2 separate regions of the Homo sapiens genome follow, and region 1 is linked to region 2. A link is an interaction called in ENCODE POLR2A ChIA-PET data of the cell type or tissue named here. Cell type or tissue: Panc1. All regions are shown on one strand.

What was found. Peaks named below come from ENCODE experiments on the same cell type or tissue, not always from the same donor. Only the 100,000 strongest peaks of a DNase experiment are listed, where the experiment ranks them.
Region 1: POLR2A ChIA-PET joins it to region 2 with 9 read pairs; 2 of 35 experiments call an interaction of 5 or more read pairs at or near these places.

Annotation. Positions count from the first base shown.
Region 1 is chr5:79,239,749-79,247,748 of GRCh38, reverse strand. The region is part of intron 1 of JMY (junction mediating and regulatory protein, p53 cofactor); the gene reads right to left. Among named protein-coding and RNA genes, the nearest start is that of JMY, 7.6 kb to the right of the region's middle. In Panc1, no CTCF peak of the experiment used is centred here; no DNase peak of the experiment used is centred here; H3K27ac peaks cover 454 bases.
Region 2 is chr5:79,328,064-79,336,063 of GRCh38, reverse strand. It overlaps LOC102724530 (a long non-coding RNA gene), which reads left to right. Exons shown (of 3, transcript XR_001742756.1): 2 at 845-1,032. Among named protein-coding and RNA genes, the nearest start is that of JMY, 96 kb to the right of the region's middle. In Panc1, a CTCF peak has its summit at 1,718 (motif pointing right); no DNase peak of the experiment used is centred here.

The DNA.
Region 1 (8,000 bases), 88 kb after region 2:
CCTGGGAGGTGGAAGTTGCAGTGAGCAGAGATTGTGCCACTATACTCCATCCTGGGCAACAGAGCAAGACTCCGCCTCAAAAAATAAATAAATAAATAAACAAAATAAAAAGGAAATAGAAGTGATAGCAGGGGCCGGGCAAGGTGGCTCACGTTTATAATCCCAATACTTTAGGAGACTGAGGCAGGCAGATGGCTTGAGCTCAGGAGACTGAGACCCGCATGGGCAACATGGTGAAACCCTGTTTCAACAACAACTAAAAAATACAAAAAATTAGCCAGGTGTGGTGGCACCTGCCTGTAGTCCCAACTACTTGAGACTACAAGGTTGAAGTGGGAGAATCACTTGAACCCGAGAGGTGGAGGTTGCAGTGAACCGAGATCACGCCACCACACTCCAGCCTGGGTGACAGAGTGAGACTCCATCTCAAAAAATAAAAAGGAAAAATAAAGTAGCCTCCTTTGGATTGCATCATTCTCTAATCCCAAACAAAAAAAGGTAATTACAGTATATGTATATAATTAAGATTTTCCAAAAATATCATCAGCTAAGCACTATTGCTTTTGTCCACTGTTGAGACACTGAACATATATTTCAATTGGACAACATTTAAATTTATCACTTATCCTCACTCTCTTTCTACAGGGATGCAGACAGTCCAGTGGTTAACAAGGCAGGCTTGGATTTGAATCCGGTTCTTTCATACAATAGATACGTTATGTAGGCAAATTTACCAATTCTCTACCTCTGCTGCAAAATCCTTATCTCTTAGGTAGATACAAATATTAATCAAAGTTTAGATTTATCAAGTGTTTACTAGATGCCAGGCACTGTTCTGAGTGCTTTATAGCATACTTTTTTTTTTTTGAGATGGTGTCTTGCTCTGTCGCCCAGGCTAGAGTGCAGTGCCGCAATCTTGGCTCACTGCAACCTCTACCTCCCAGGTTCAAGTGATTCTCCTGCCTCAGCCTCCCAAGTTAGCTGGGATTACAGGTGTCCAACACCACACCCAGCTAATTTTCGCATTTTTAGTAGAGACAGGGTTTTACCATGTTGGCCAGGCTAGTCTCAAACTCTTGACCTCATGATCCGCCTGCCTCGGCCTCCCAAAGTGCTGGGATTACAGGCGTGAGATACTGTGCCCGGCCAACATACCTATTTTTAAATCACTCTATGAGGCAGCAGTATTAATCTCTCTACAGATGAAGAAGCTAAGGCACTGCATCAGGTAACTTGCCCAAAATCACAGATATTAACAAGGAGAAGTCAGGTCTCAAACTCACTTGCATCCTACCTCTTACTGTCTAATCTACGTGTGAACTGAGATAATGTACACAAAGATCTTTGTAAAGTGCTTGGCCTACAGTAAGCATTCAATAAAGGTTAACTAACTATTGCAGTTATTGAAAACTTGTTATATACATCCTTATACACACTCCAGTTATGGCCCCATAGGTGTGGATAGAAACTCATCTAGATAGGACGGCAAGGAGAAAGATAGGCCTAGAGAAATAATTTTAATAAGTAAGCATTCACTTTGCAAGTATAACTTTCAGTTATCAAAAACTGATCGGAAAAGCAGTTTTAATACTAAAAACCACAGGGAGAAGTGAAAAAAGAACAGAAAATTTGAAGTATAAGTAATGAATGATTTAAGGATGTAAGGATAAACACACACAAAATGAAACACTACTGCCATATTCAAATGCCCTTTGTACTTCAAAGTGAATTTAGGCTTTCTCAAAGCCTAAAAACACTAGCAATATTAAAAGTGCTGCGATTTCAACAGTCATCTTACTGCAAGGAGATGGAAACCTGAATACAGGCTGGGTGCAGTGGCTCACACCTGTAATCCCAGAACTTTGGGAGGCTGAGGCAGATGGATACCTGAGTTTAGGAGTTCAAGACCAGCCTGGCCAACACAGTGAAAACCCGTCTCTATTAAAAATACAAAAATTAGCTGGGTATGGTGGCAGATGCCTGTAATCCCAGCTACCCAGGAGACTGAGGCAGAATAATCATTTGAACCTGGGAGGCGGAGGTTGCAGTGAGCCAAAGTCATGCCACTGCACTCCAGTCTGGGCGACAGAGTGAGGCCTCATCTCAAAAAAAGAAAAAAACCAAGTTGCTCAGGTCCCAACCCTTGCCACACTGTGCCTATCAACTGCTGTGGGTCCTTTAAAAAGAGGCCATACTTACCTCACTTTATAAACTAAAAACTAAGGCCCAAAAAGGCTAGTCAACAGCCTAAGGTCAAACAACTCATATTACAATCAGGACAAAAATACAGATTTTTCCCGAGCCATATCCATTTAATTTTTTTTTTTCCATGAAGCACTCAAGACAGTGTAGTGGGATGCTTCTGAAAAAGCACCCTGCTTCAACTACCTCCAAGCACCAGGATGACTTCATGACCAATTTTATTTAAAATTTCTTCCCAAAGAAACAGTGTTCATCACTGCATTTTCCCAGTGCCTATACTACTATTTGTTGAATAAACTAAGACCCTAGCCACTACCCTCAAACCTGAAAGTTACAAATAAAATTCCGAATCATTAAAGTAACTTCATACATTTATCCTTAAAAATCCTCCTCTGTGAAATGTCTAACCCATCAGCCCCATTATTTCACAGCCCATTTTATAGAACCTTTGCTACAGTCTGAAAAAGAGTCTACTATATAGAATTGTAATTATATTTAATTTAAAATTCAAGGACAAACATAAAGGACAATCCCCCACATTTAGGAAAACAACTCCAAATTTTCTGGCCTTTTGCTGGATAAATTCTTCTCTGCCCCTATGCAGTTTAATAACTTAGATATGCTGTGTTAAGGCTACTTGGTATTATCAAGTCCCCTAAAAGAAGCCTGAAAAACCAAATGAACTTCACTATCTCTACCAAAAAAAAAAAAAACAAATAGTTACAAGAACTATTATTTAGTTTTCAGTGCCTATGTCTCTTACACTTGGAACTTAATTTCTCCTACCAACAACTGAGTGAATCAGGCAGATTCAGAGGAAGCAGGTCCTGGCCTTTTAGAGAGTGAAAAGAGCCACAGGAAACTTCTCGTTACCAAAAAAAAAAAAAATAGGCACACATACATTTAACCATCAATGGAGCAACAGAGGGCTCATCTTGTGCTTTCAAGACCTACTGTCAAAAATATTTTACAGTTAATGAAACGTCAAATGAAGCAGCAATGGAGAAGGTTAACAGATCGATTAAAATTACATGTGAGAATTTGCAAAGATAAGATGGCTAATTCAAATACAGCAGCTGCTATGTTTGACAAACCAATTTTCCCACCCATCTTCTCCCTTCTCTCCCCATCTCTCTCAGACACACATACACACTCCCTTATAATAATATCACTGAAGTGTTGTCTAAGTTAACCTCATTTTAGCAAGGAGGAAACATCCCCAGACTTCATGTCTATGAAGTATCTGGGCCAGGCGTGGTGGCTCATGCTTGTAATCCCAGCACTGTGGGAGGCCGAAGCAGGTGGATCACCTGAGGTCAGGAGTTCGAGACCAGCCTGGCCAACATGGTGAAACCCCATCTCTACTAAAAATACAAAAGTTAGCTGGGTGTGGTGGCACATGCTTGTAATCCCAGTTACTCAGGAGGCTGAGGCAGGAGAATCGCTAGAAGCCGGGCAGTGGAGGCTGCAGTGAGCCGAGATCACACCACTGCACTCCAGCCTGGGTGACAGAGCAAGCCTGTCTCAAAAAAAAAAAAAAGGAAAAAAAGAAAAAAGAAAGAAATCTCTGGTGGACTGGGCATCTTGTGATGTTAAGTGGCAAGCAGAGAAACCATTACACAAATTAATTACCAAGAAGGGTGACATCCTGCTACCAGTCTCCATGTTTTTGTTTTATAGAAGCCCTAAACTAGAAGCATATATCCATTTTTCTATACTTACATCTTTTTCAGTGATGCAAAAAACTGTCTAAAAGTACATTTGGGTACAGGATTGAAGAAAATGATTAGCATCAAAATATTGTAAATGTTTCCAACTTTCAAGTCTTTCATCAATACTTTAAGAATCCCACAAATTCACTTAGTTTCATTATTCTTTAACTGTATTTTACAGTAAAAGAGCAGTTTGCAATATTTTCATGGGAGTATAACATGGTTAGACAAGGCATCAAGCTACAATGTTGACATATCTTCTGTCTTGAAAGTCTACAGCTCCCATATGTCCTCAACATGTAATATCCTATTTTTCAATACTTCCAGTCAATGCAGTCAAGAACTGCCAGACAGAGCAGCTCTCTTCATTGGAATCATATTATATCCTTCCCTATAAATAGCAGCCTGCTTCCACCATTTATTTATATGTAATCATGGGTCATGGCTTGCTGGCCCAGTGAAAGACAGGTGGCGTCCCAAGACTCCTAAAGTACTGTCATTTCTCTAATGTATATAGTTGGGGTTTCAGCAGGGCTTGAGTTTTAAAACTAATCTTAGGTTTTCAAGAAAATTAGAAAAGTTATTTTCTAAGGACCCAAAGGTATCCTTGGGAGGACACCTGTTAAACAAAACTTCCTCCTAGAGCTCCTTGCCCCTTGCCCCTTCAGTTAAATAACCTCAGAAGTCAGGAGCTGTTTTCCAGCTTAGCCATTAAGATACAAAAACAAAACAAACAAAAAACTTCCCCACAATTGGGCACTCTTCTCTAACATAAACCTATCCTTGCACCACTAGGCAACACCTTTCTCTAAAACATCACATTCAGACTGCCCTACCTCATGCTTGTCATAATTAATTCGAAATGAGTTATCCTAAATCAAAAGCAGTTATTGAGTGTTTGCATGCACGTGTAATCCCAGCTACTTGGGAGGCTGAAGCAAAAGAATTGCGTGAACTTGGAAGGCAGAGGTTGCAGTGAGCTGAGATACTGCCATTGTACTCCAGCCTGGGCAACAGAGTGAGACACTGTCTTTAAAAAAAAAAAAAAAAAGTCATTATTGAACTGACTGCATTTTAAAATAATACCACTCCCCAATTCTCAAGAGTAGAGATTGACATCCTTTCTCTTTAAGGAAGGAATACAGTCCCTTGGATTAAGAACCCCAACAGGCCACAGGCATGGCAGAAAAGGCACACGTTTGGATTAAGACAAATCTAGGCTTTCATCGGAGCTTGGTTACTCAGCTGTTTAGCCTTGGTGAAGTCCACAGGACCTCTTTAAGTCTCATTTTCTGCCTCAGTAAAATAGGTATAAAACACCCACTGATCTCAGCAGATAGTGAATAATAAATATTAGTTACAGTCCCCACAAAAAGGGCTGAATGGAAAACCAGATAATCCTTGTTACATGAAAAAAGGGAAAATAACACTTCCTGGAAGCCTCTTTAGTAAGTGCCAGGCACTTTGTTAGGCCCTTTCTCATACTGTCTTACTCAAATCTTAAGACATCCTTTATTTCCCCCACCTTCCTTTTTAAAAGAGGTTAAATAACTAAGCAGGTCATCAGAAGTGGTTAGTCCTATTTTCAACCTAGGTGTTTCTGACTCCACTCACTCAACAGGCTATTTATTATGTGGCTTACACGGATAATTTTGAAAACACATGCTACTTCCAAACCGTGGTTTCAACAGAAGAGAAGTTAGAATTGAGCACATCTTTATAAACATAATAAATTCCAAAATGAACACTGATGATTAGATCTTAATCAAGCCTACCATCATAATTAAGGTTTACTATCTAAAGCACCACAGTTAATCATCTTGAGAATAGCTGTCCTTATACAGAAACCATTATTTATAAAATCCAGGTCAAACCTAAGCTGCAGTATGGGCCACCAACGCACATACACTAATACAAACCTCAGCTCTGACCAACAACCAAGGCTACTGCTGAAAACTGTTCAAAGAGGTCTTGGTGGCACCTGCATTCATTTAAGGACTGATTCAGTGTCTACTGTATAAATACTGCTTCCAATAGTAAACTCTTGTAAAAGTCCAAATTCAAACATACCAGTAACAAATTTCACCTTTCACTTGGATTTAGCCCCTAAGAAGTATAATGTACATTATAGCATAAACATAACTTTTAAACGCACTGTGAAACCAAAACATTCCTGTGACTCACATTATTGCCTTTCTCTCTAAAATGCACACATGCCCACAGATATAAAACTCGGCAGGACGCCCCATTAAAATCCATCCATAGCCCCTCTTACAGGGAATTCACCATCCCCAAGTAAAAACCTCTTACTGAGGAATTTATTTATGTTTTAAGAAATTTTCCTTTGAAGTACTAAAAGAAAATTTCTCGTTTTAAAAACACTGTCCTTTGAGGAATTTACACTTATCAATTTATAAAAATTTTACTTACAACTTCACATTAAAAGGACACATCTTCTAAGTCCTTTAAATTCTTGCAATAGTAAGAATAAATTAATTTTAAAAACTTCTCTAGTTTCCTTTATCCACTAATTAAGAGTGCTCACAAGATGTGTGGTCCTGAACTAGGGGTGGCAAAGAAGAGAGTTCCAAGGTATTGTCAAAGCCAAGGACCTTGAAAAGCTTACAATCTAGTTGTACAGTCTGTTCTATTAAAAACAAACAAAAAAAAGTTCAACAACTTACTAACCATTTTGAACAAAAACAGGTGATTTTAAGTTGAAACCTTTAAATGGACAGGGAAAGGAATACTGTAGGAAAAAAGACCAAAAAATAGATTCATAGAAATTAAAGAAGGAAAAGGACTAAGTATTGTAAGTGACCAAAGGACTAAGCATTCTAACATATCCTCAAAAGTAACATATCCTCAAGAATGCATTTGATTTATCAGATAAACCTAGCTTGAAAAGCTATAGCCAATTCCACAAACTAAGTCAATAGAATAACACAAACATGGCACAACTTCTATAAAAATGTTACCTTAAAAAATGTTACTGCAAACTATTAAGAAAGCAAAGTTAAATTTAATTAGCTTAAGACAAATACATGGCTAGCATCCTATACACTTTCATTATCATGCCCATGGCAGACATCACCAATCAATCACACCACACTTCCCTCCCTCCCCCAATATAATCTAAAGACACAATCTTCCAGCAGAAGTCAAGATAGGCATTATTACTGAAACTATTTGTTGTCCTTGATGGCTATTTTTCAAATATTGAAGTTGCCGGGTGCAGTGGTTCACGCCTGTAATCCTAGCACTTTGGGAGGCCGAGGCAGTTAGATCACCTGAGGTCAGGAGTTCAAGACCAGCCTGGCCAACACTGGGAAACCCTGTCACTACAAAAATACAAAAATTAGCCAGGCATGGTAGCGGCGACTGTAATCACAGCTACTTGGGAGGCTGAGCAAGGAGAACTGCTTGAACCCGGGAGGTGGAGGTTGCAGTGAGCTGAGATTGCACCAGTACAGTCCAGCCTGGGCAATAGTGCAAAACTCTGTTTGGAGGGGGCGGGGGGAGGCTGGGTGCGGTGGCTCACGCCTGTAATTCTAGCACTTTGGGAAGCTGAGGCAGGCGGATCACCAGGTCAGGAGTTCGAGACCAGCTTGGCCAACATGGTAAAACCCCATCTCTACTAAAAATACAAAAATTAGCCGGACAAGGTGGCACACGCCTATAATCCCAGCTACTCAGGAGGCTGAGGGAGGAGAATCACTGGAACCCGGGAGGCAGAGGTTGCAGTGAGCCAAGATCGCGCCACTACACTTCAGCCTGGGCGACAGAGCGAGACTCCATCTCAAAAAAAAAAAGAAAGAAAAAAAGTATAATTTTCTGTTAAAGAAAATAAATCATTATGGTCAAGAGAACCTTAATTAGGAACACATTTTTTAAAAAATGTAATCCCCTTTTTAAAGAGTTCTAGAAAATTATATTTTTTGAGAGCTTATTTTTGACCCATTTGAATTAAAAAACCGGAGATAGTCGCTTTTTCTCTTTTTCTTTTTCTTTTCTTTTTTTTTTTTGAGACGGAGTCTCGCTCTGTCGCCCAGGCTCGAGTGCACTGGCATGATCTCAGCTCATTGC
Region 2 (8,000 bases):
ACATGGATGAAGCTGGAAACCATCATTCTGAGCAAACTGTCACAAGGACAGAAAACCAAACACCGCATGTTCTCACTCATAGGTGGGAAGTGAACAATAAGAGGACTTGGACACAGGAAGGGGAGCATCACACATGGGGGCCTGTCGTGGGTTGGGGGGTAGGGGAGCGAGAGCATTAGGAGAAATACCTAATGTAAGTGATGAATTAATGAGTGCAGCAAACCAACATGGCACATGTATACCTGCGTAACAAACCTGCATGTTGTGTACATGTACTGTAGAACTTAAAGTATAAAAAAAAAAAAAATTCCTCCTCAAATCACTTGAACCTGGGAGGCGGAGGTTGTGGTGAGCGAAGATTACACCACTGCACTCCAGCCTGGGCAACAAGAGCGAAACTCCATCTCAATAATAAATTAAAAAAAAAAAAAAAATCCTATGGCTGGGCGCGGTGGCTCACGCCTGTAATCCCAGCACTTTGGAAGGCTGATGCGGGTGGATCACGAGGTCAAGAGATGGAGACCATCGTGGCTAACACGGTGAAACCCTGTCTCTACTAAAAATACAAAAAATTAGCCGGGCGTGGTGGCGGGCGCCTGTAGTCCCAGCTACTCGTGAGGCCGAGGAAGGAGAATGGCGTGAACCCGGGAGGCGGAGCTTGCAGTGAGCCGAGATCGCGCCACTGCACTCCAGCCTGGGCGACAGAGCGAGACTCCCTCTCAAAAAAAAAAATAATAATAATAATAAATAATCCTTTTCATAGCTGTCAGTTGATTTTCTTTCTCGCTGTAAAACTTGTGTGTGCTCACACATTGTCTCCTCTTCCTTTCCATTCGCTCCTCAGACTTCCCCCTGGATTCAGCCCCTCTACTCTGCCAACATTGCTCTCACCAGGGTACCCAGTGACCTCCAAGTTGCCCACTGTGGGAGCACTCCTGAGTCCTCATCTTACTGGAACGCTCCTCACGACCATCAGGGAATCTTCTGCTGCCCATGAAAGGAAGCCCAACTCGAATTGCTGCAAGCAGAACTGTGAGTTTCTGAAATCATTTCTTTGATTATTTTCTCCCCTCTATTTTCCTTTCCCTGGGGGCAGTAATCGAATGTGGGTTTGGGAACTCATCCTCTGGTTGTCTTTTCTGTTGTTCAGGTCTTTGGTTGCTTATTCAGCTTTAGGAGTTTCTGGCTGTACTTTTAAACTTTGTGTTTAATTTGTAATTTTAGCTCTCATAGTTTTAGTTTCTAAGTGTGGTTCCTTGTTCTCAGAATATTCCTTTTTATCGCAACACATTCTTGTTTCATAGATACAGTATCTCACCTCATTTTTTTCTGATTAAAAATAATTTTAATTAAACTTTTTTTCCCCCTAGTTTCTGAATGTCTGTGTTTTCTCAGAATTGCTTTCTTCAGTCTGTTTGTGTCCATGGTATGGACACTTTCTGAAAATGCCACTGTGACTCTTAAGTGGTCTGCTTCTGTTCTACAGTGAGATGCTGGAGCTCTGGGGTGGGGACGCTGACTGACTGGTGGCTTTGGGGATCGACATCTTCAGAGAGATTGGGTGGGATGCCAGCTGTGTCATGTCACAAACCTTCCCCTCACCCCCAACACAAACAACATGTGGAGGTCTCTTCTGGGGCCATTTAGCGTTTCCAGGGAGGGTCTTCCAGACCCACCGGGTGTATGTGTTTGGCTGAGTGCCCTCCCAGAACCAGGCAGGAGAGGGCAGCCAGGAGTCTCACGGCTCTGGCAGCAGACTTTATTAATAACGGAGTCCTCCAGTGTTCCATGTTACCTTCAACCTCCTCTTGTTCCTGTTGGTTGAGTCCAGATCTCCTCTGGCTCATTTTGTCCAGAAAATGAACTCTAGTGTCTTGCAGTGGGAAGGGAGGGCATGGAAGAGGGGAAGGGTCTAACTGCTCCTGCTTCAAATTTTCCACCAGTCCCTTTTTTCAACTTTGTCCTTCAACCCCACCTTCCAAAGAACACAGTGCCTCCGAGTGCTGGGCCGCAGGGCTGCACTGCAGACCCTCAGGTCAGCTGCCTCTAGTCGGCTAAGTCATTTCCCCTTCATGCATCCGTCACTTTCTCCCCTTTGTTCTTTGTCTCTCTGCTGCCATGCTAGGGCCTTAGGAGGGAGTATCAAGAAAATCATGTTTTAATCCACTGTATTTAACTCCAAGATCTTTTGTGTTCATCATATTTTTAAAATAGTTTCTTTTTTTTTTTTTTTTAAATAGAGATGGGGGTCTCGCCACGTTGCCCAAGCTGGTCTCGAACTCCTGGGCTCAGGTGATCCACCTTGGCCTCTGAAAGTGCTGGGATCACAGGTGAGAGCCATCAGTGATTGTTTAGGATGCAGTTCCACAGAAAGTCAGTCAGAAAATAGAAATTCCACATTCTTCAATTGCACCCAGTTCTACAAAGAGCAGACATGAAGGTAGGGATTTTTCTTTGTTTTTATTGTTAACTTAAAGTGTTCCCTATTGAATAACATTCATTTTGTGACATGTGAATGAAACAATTCCCATTTCTTTTATGTAAGGACATGTAGATGATTACTGATGCTTTTTCAGATCTGTCCAAGAGGATATATTTTAGCCTCAGAGGTTTTTGCTTTTAAATTACTCAGATCTTTGTAGTCCTTTGTGAATAATTTTGGCATCACATCTTTAGGAGAACAATAATAGCTGACACTTACATAATGTGCCAGGCACTCTTCTATGCACTTTATTTTTTATTTTTTTATTTTTTTATCTTTTGTTTTTTGAGACGGAGTCTAGCTCTGTCGCCAGGCTGGAGTGCAGTGGCACAATCTCGGCTCACTGCAACCTCCGCCTGCCAGGTTCACGCAGTTCTCCTGCCTCAGCCTCCTGAGTAGCTGGGATTACAGGTGTGCGCCACCACACCCGGCTAATTTTTGTGTTTTTAGTAGAGACGGGGTTTCACCATGTTGGTCAGGCTGGTCTCGAACTCCTGACCTAGTGATCCACCCGCCTCAACCTCCCAAAGTGCTGGGATTACAGGCGTGAGCCACCGTGCCCTGCCTATGCACTTTAAATATACTCACTAAACCCATACAGCAACCATGAGGTAGATCTCATTACTGCCTTCAATTTACAGATGAATGAGAAGAAGCAGAGAAGTGACTTGCCCAGCCTCACACAGCTAGTAGGCAGCACCAGAGCCCTTGCTCTTAACCACTGTGTCATGCTATTTTGAAGCAGCTTTTTTCAAAGTAACTTGAAAAAATGCAAACCCACTTCTCAAAGGAGAACATTTAAAATGTTAAAATACCTAGGGCAGGAGAGTTTACAAAACACACACACACACACAAAGCCAATTAAAGGGAGCACAGAACTGTGTAACCCAGAAGTCTGAGATGAGTTGGCTTTTCCATTGGAGCACTAAATTTAGCTTGTAATTCTTGCCAGCTAATAAAAAAAAGTAAAGCATGTTAGATTATATGGTTCTCCTTGTTTTGTAGAGCAAGAACGCTAATTATTTTGTGGAGAAAAAAACTTTTTGGCAACTAAATTCCAGAAGTAATTTCTAGAATTTTAATAAAAAGCCCTGTGTTAGAGCTTTTAAAAAACTTTTTATATTGTAAAATGTAATACTTATTTAGAAAAATGTGTAAACACGAATGCACAGGTTACTGAATTATTGTAAATTAAACCTCACAACCGGCCAGGCGCGGTGGCTCACGCCTGTAATCCTAGCACTTCGGAGTCCAAGGTGGGTGGATCACGAGGTCAGATGTTCGAGACCAGCCTGGCCAACATAGTGAAACCCCGTCTCTACTAAAAATACAAAAAATTAGCTGGGCGTGGTGGCAGGCGCCTGTAATCCGAGCTACTTGGGAGGCTGAGGCAGGAGAACTGCTTGAACCTGGGGGGCGGAGGTTGCGGTGAGCCTAAATCACGCCACTGCACTCCAGCCCGGGCGACAGTGCGAGACTCCGTCTCAAAACAAAACGAAACAAAACGAAACAAAACACCTCACGACCACCCTGGCCCAGAAGTAGAAACGTGACAGCCCCACAGAAGTCCTTGGTGTGTCCCGTTCCCAGTCATAAAGCTCTCCTCTCCTGCAAAGGTGACCACTGTTTTGATTTTTTTATGGTCATCACCCCCTTGCTTTTCTTTATAGTTTTATTGCCTGAATAATACCCCTAAAACACTACAGTTTAGTTTTGCCTATTTTGAAACTTTATATGACTGGAGTCATATTTTATATATTCTTTTCAGCTCCTTTTGCTCAACTTTCTATCAGTGAGATTCATCCAAATTGTTGCATGTAGCTGTATTCCTTTTGCTCTGTCTTACTCCATTGCATCACTAGATTACATTTGAGGAATATACCGCAATTTGCCCATTCACCTGTTGATGGACATCTGGGTTATTTTAGTTGCTGCCTATTGAGGATCATGCTGCTATAAACATTCTTGCCTATGTCTCCCCGTTTAGGCATACACATATTTCAGCTGCATAAGGAAGTGTTGGGCCACAGAGTGAGCATATATTGAACTTTTGTAGATAATGCCTACCAGCTTTCCAAATAGTTGTTGCAGTGTATATGACCATCAGTAGTATATAAACGTTGTTTTCCAAATACTTGCCCACACTTAAAATCGTCAATCTTTAAAATTTTAACCAGTCTTGAGGGTTAAATTTGGTTTTAATTATGCTTTTTGTTACTTTTTTGTATGCACATTTAGCCATTTGTATTTCTTCTTTTATGAGTTGCCTACTCAAGTCTCACGCCCATGTTTCCACTGCATTGTTTGTCTTCTTTTCATTGATTTGTTAACTTTCCAAAACAATGATACTAATATATAGAAATTCAGTTGGTATTTATTTATTTATTTATTGACACAGAGTCTTGCTCTGTTGCCCAGGCTGAAGGGCAGTGGCATGATCTCGGCTCACTGCAACCTCCACCTCCTGGGTTCAAGCAGCTCTCCTGCCTCAGCCTCCCAAGTAGCTGGGATTACAGGTGACTGCCACCACACCTGGCTAATTTTTGTATTTTTAGTAGAGACAGGGTTTCACCATGTTGGCCAGGCTGGTCTCAAACTCCTGACCTCAAGTGATCTGCCCACCTTGACCTTCCAAAGTGCTGGGATTACAGATGTGAGCCACTGTGCCCAGCCTCAGCTGATATTTACTTTTATTACATTAAAAAATAAAAAATAATTTTATTAAGCAACCTCACTAAACCTCTTAATCCTAGTAATTTATCTATTGATACTCTTGGATTTTCTACATATGTAACCATTATATCTGCCACCAAAATGTCCATTTCTGTCTTTCCCTCCAATCCTTAATGCCTTTTATATATTTCTTGCCTAACTGCAATGTTAGTACCTCTAATATGATGGTGAAACAAAATAGTTGACAGAGGGTACCCTTGTTCTTTGTCGCAATCTCAAAGGAGGCTATACTACCTGGTAGTGCACGAGCCCTCTTCATTTGCCACAAAAGAAGAGAAAGATTGGTGCAATCTTGGACTTTCCTATCTCAGGCTGAAAGTGATGCACGTTATTTGCTTTTTCATCTCACCGGGTAGAATTAGTTACAAGGCTCTTTATCAGCAACGGTGCTAGTAGATGTAGGGGGCAGTTGATGGGACATCTGGTGAGCAGGCTCTGCCACACAAGGGGCCGACATAGAGGATAACAGGGGAGTTACTTGAGGAAAAGCAGGAAGTCCTCTGTGAGGAGCTGGCATCTCAGTGGAAGGCTCAATGATGATGCATTAGCTTCCAGGGCTGCTGTAACAAAGGGCACAGGCTGGCTGGCTTACGCAACAGGAATCCCTGTCTCACTGTTCTGGAAGTCAGAAGTCCAAAATCAAGTTGTCAGCAGGATTGGTTCCTTCTAAGGGCTGTGAGGGAGGGATCTGTTCGAGGCCCCTCTCCTTGGCTTATGGATCACCTTTTCTGGTGTTTCTTCCTTCTTCTATAAATGTCTGTGTCCAAATTTCCGTTTTCATAAAGACATCAGTCATATTAGATTAGCGTCTACCTTAATGACCTCACTTTAACTTGACTATCTCTGTAAAGACTCTATCTCCAAATAAGGACACGTTCTGAGGTACTAGGGGTTAGAACTTAAAGTATGAATTTTGGGAGACACCAAGTTGGCCATACTTACAAAAGGGAGGGAGGTGAACAATTCTAGGGAGAGGGCAGAGTCTGCGCACAGGTCCTAAGGTAAGAAAGAGATTACACATGTGGCTGGAGCCCAGTAAGCAGTGGGGTGGATAGCAGGGGCCAAATCACATCTCCTTGTAGTTTATGGGTAGGAAATTTATGGCTTTATTCCAACTGCAGTGGAAATTGGAGAGCTTTATGCAGGGGAGAGACATGATCTCACCACGTTGTGGGTATAGAATGAGTTGCAGGCAGACAAGAGTAGCAGTGGGAAGACAGGGCAGGAAGCCAGTGAAGCGTCTAGTGGATAGATGACGTAGGCTGGGACCCAAGGGTGGCAGGGGATAGAGAAAGAAGTGTGTGTGTGCCAGGTGTATATTAGAGTTAGGTATGACAGGACTGGGAGATTTGGATGGGAGCCGGGAAGTGAGGTTGAGAAAGGTATCAAGGATAACTTCTAAATTCTGAAAGGCAGAACTGGAGGAATTGTGAAAGACGGGGAAAAGTGGGAAAATTAGGGTTCAGGTTTTGATGGTGATAGGGTCAAGGGGACTGTTTTGGGCATGTTATATTTCAGATACGTGTGAGGCTTCCAAAGAAAGAGGTCACTAGGCAACTGAACACATATGGACCTGCGTACATACAGTGAACTGAGAAGAGGCGAGGACATGGAGTCATGATGAGAGAGATGTCATCTGGAACCATGAGAAAGAGTAACTAGGCAGAGAGGGAAGAGTTATGAAAGAAGCCTAGAAATACTTAGATATTTTTTGTTTCAACCATCCATGAAAGCCAAATCATCACGCTTCTATGTAACGGAGTGAAAGCATGACTGGGGTTGAGATGATGCTGAAGTACTGCCTTCTGATAAGTCAACTTGATGCAATGACAAAAGTTAGATAACGGTAGGCAAAGTTGGAATTGGCATTAGAAAACCTTTCAGCAAGTGCTGGGTCACAATAAATGTTTGGTTGCATTTTCTGACAACTCTTGGAAGTTCCAGAGTTAATCCTGTGTTTCAGAAATTGTGGGACTGACCCACGAGCTTGTTGCACAGGTAAGCCATCCTGTTTCTGAAAAGAGGTGGGTCACAAAGTGCCCTATAGGGAAGACCAAATAATTCCTCTAAAAGGATATTTGAGCCACCAGAATAACTTGAATACTTACTTACTCAAGTAAGATCCCAGAAGTTTGGGTCTTTAAGCATGAAAAAGATCATTTTGGTCTATAACATGGAATGTTGTTGCCACCTGGACTACTTCATCTCAGAGAACCACTGTATGGCATCTGTATAATGTAATTTTGAATACACATATAATGTCACATGTCCTAGGCATATCAGAAAATAATATGCCTAGGATGGCTAGACTGTAAGTTCCCCTCCCTCCCCTTACTCCTCTCCCATGACTTTAGAGGTGATCTACTTAATGGCATTTATTCGTCTGGCTTATACACTTACACACTGTACAATATCTGCAAAACAATTCACAGTAGGGTGTCTTTTTATTTTTTTTTTATTTTTTGAGATAGAGTCTCGCTCTGTTGCCCAGGCTGGAGTGCAGTGGTGTGATCTCAGCTCACTGCAACCTCTGCCTCCCAGGTTCAAGCAATTCTCCAGCCTCAGCCTCCTGAGTAGCTGGGATTACAGGCACATGCCACCATGCCCGGCTAATTCTTGCATTTTTTAGTAGAGATGGGGTTTCGCCATGTTGGCCAGGCTGGTCTCGAACTGCTGACCTCAAGTGATCGGCTCGCCTTGGCCTCCCAGAGTGCTGGGGTTACAGGTGTGAACCACCGCGCCCAGCCTATACAAAGTTTTAAGAATAACCATATGATTAATTCCT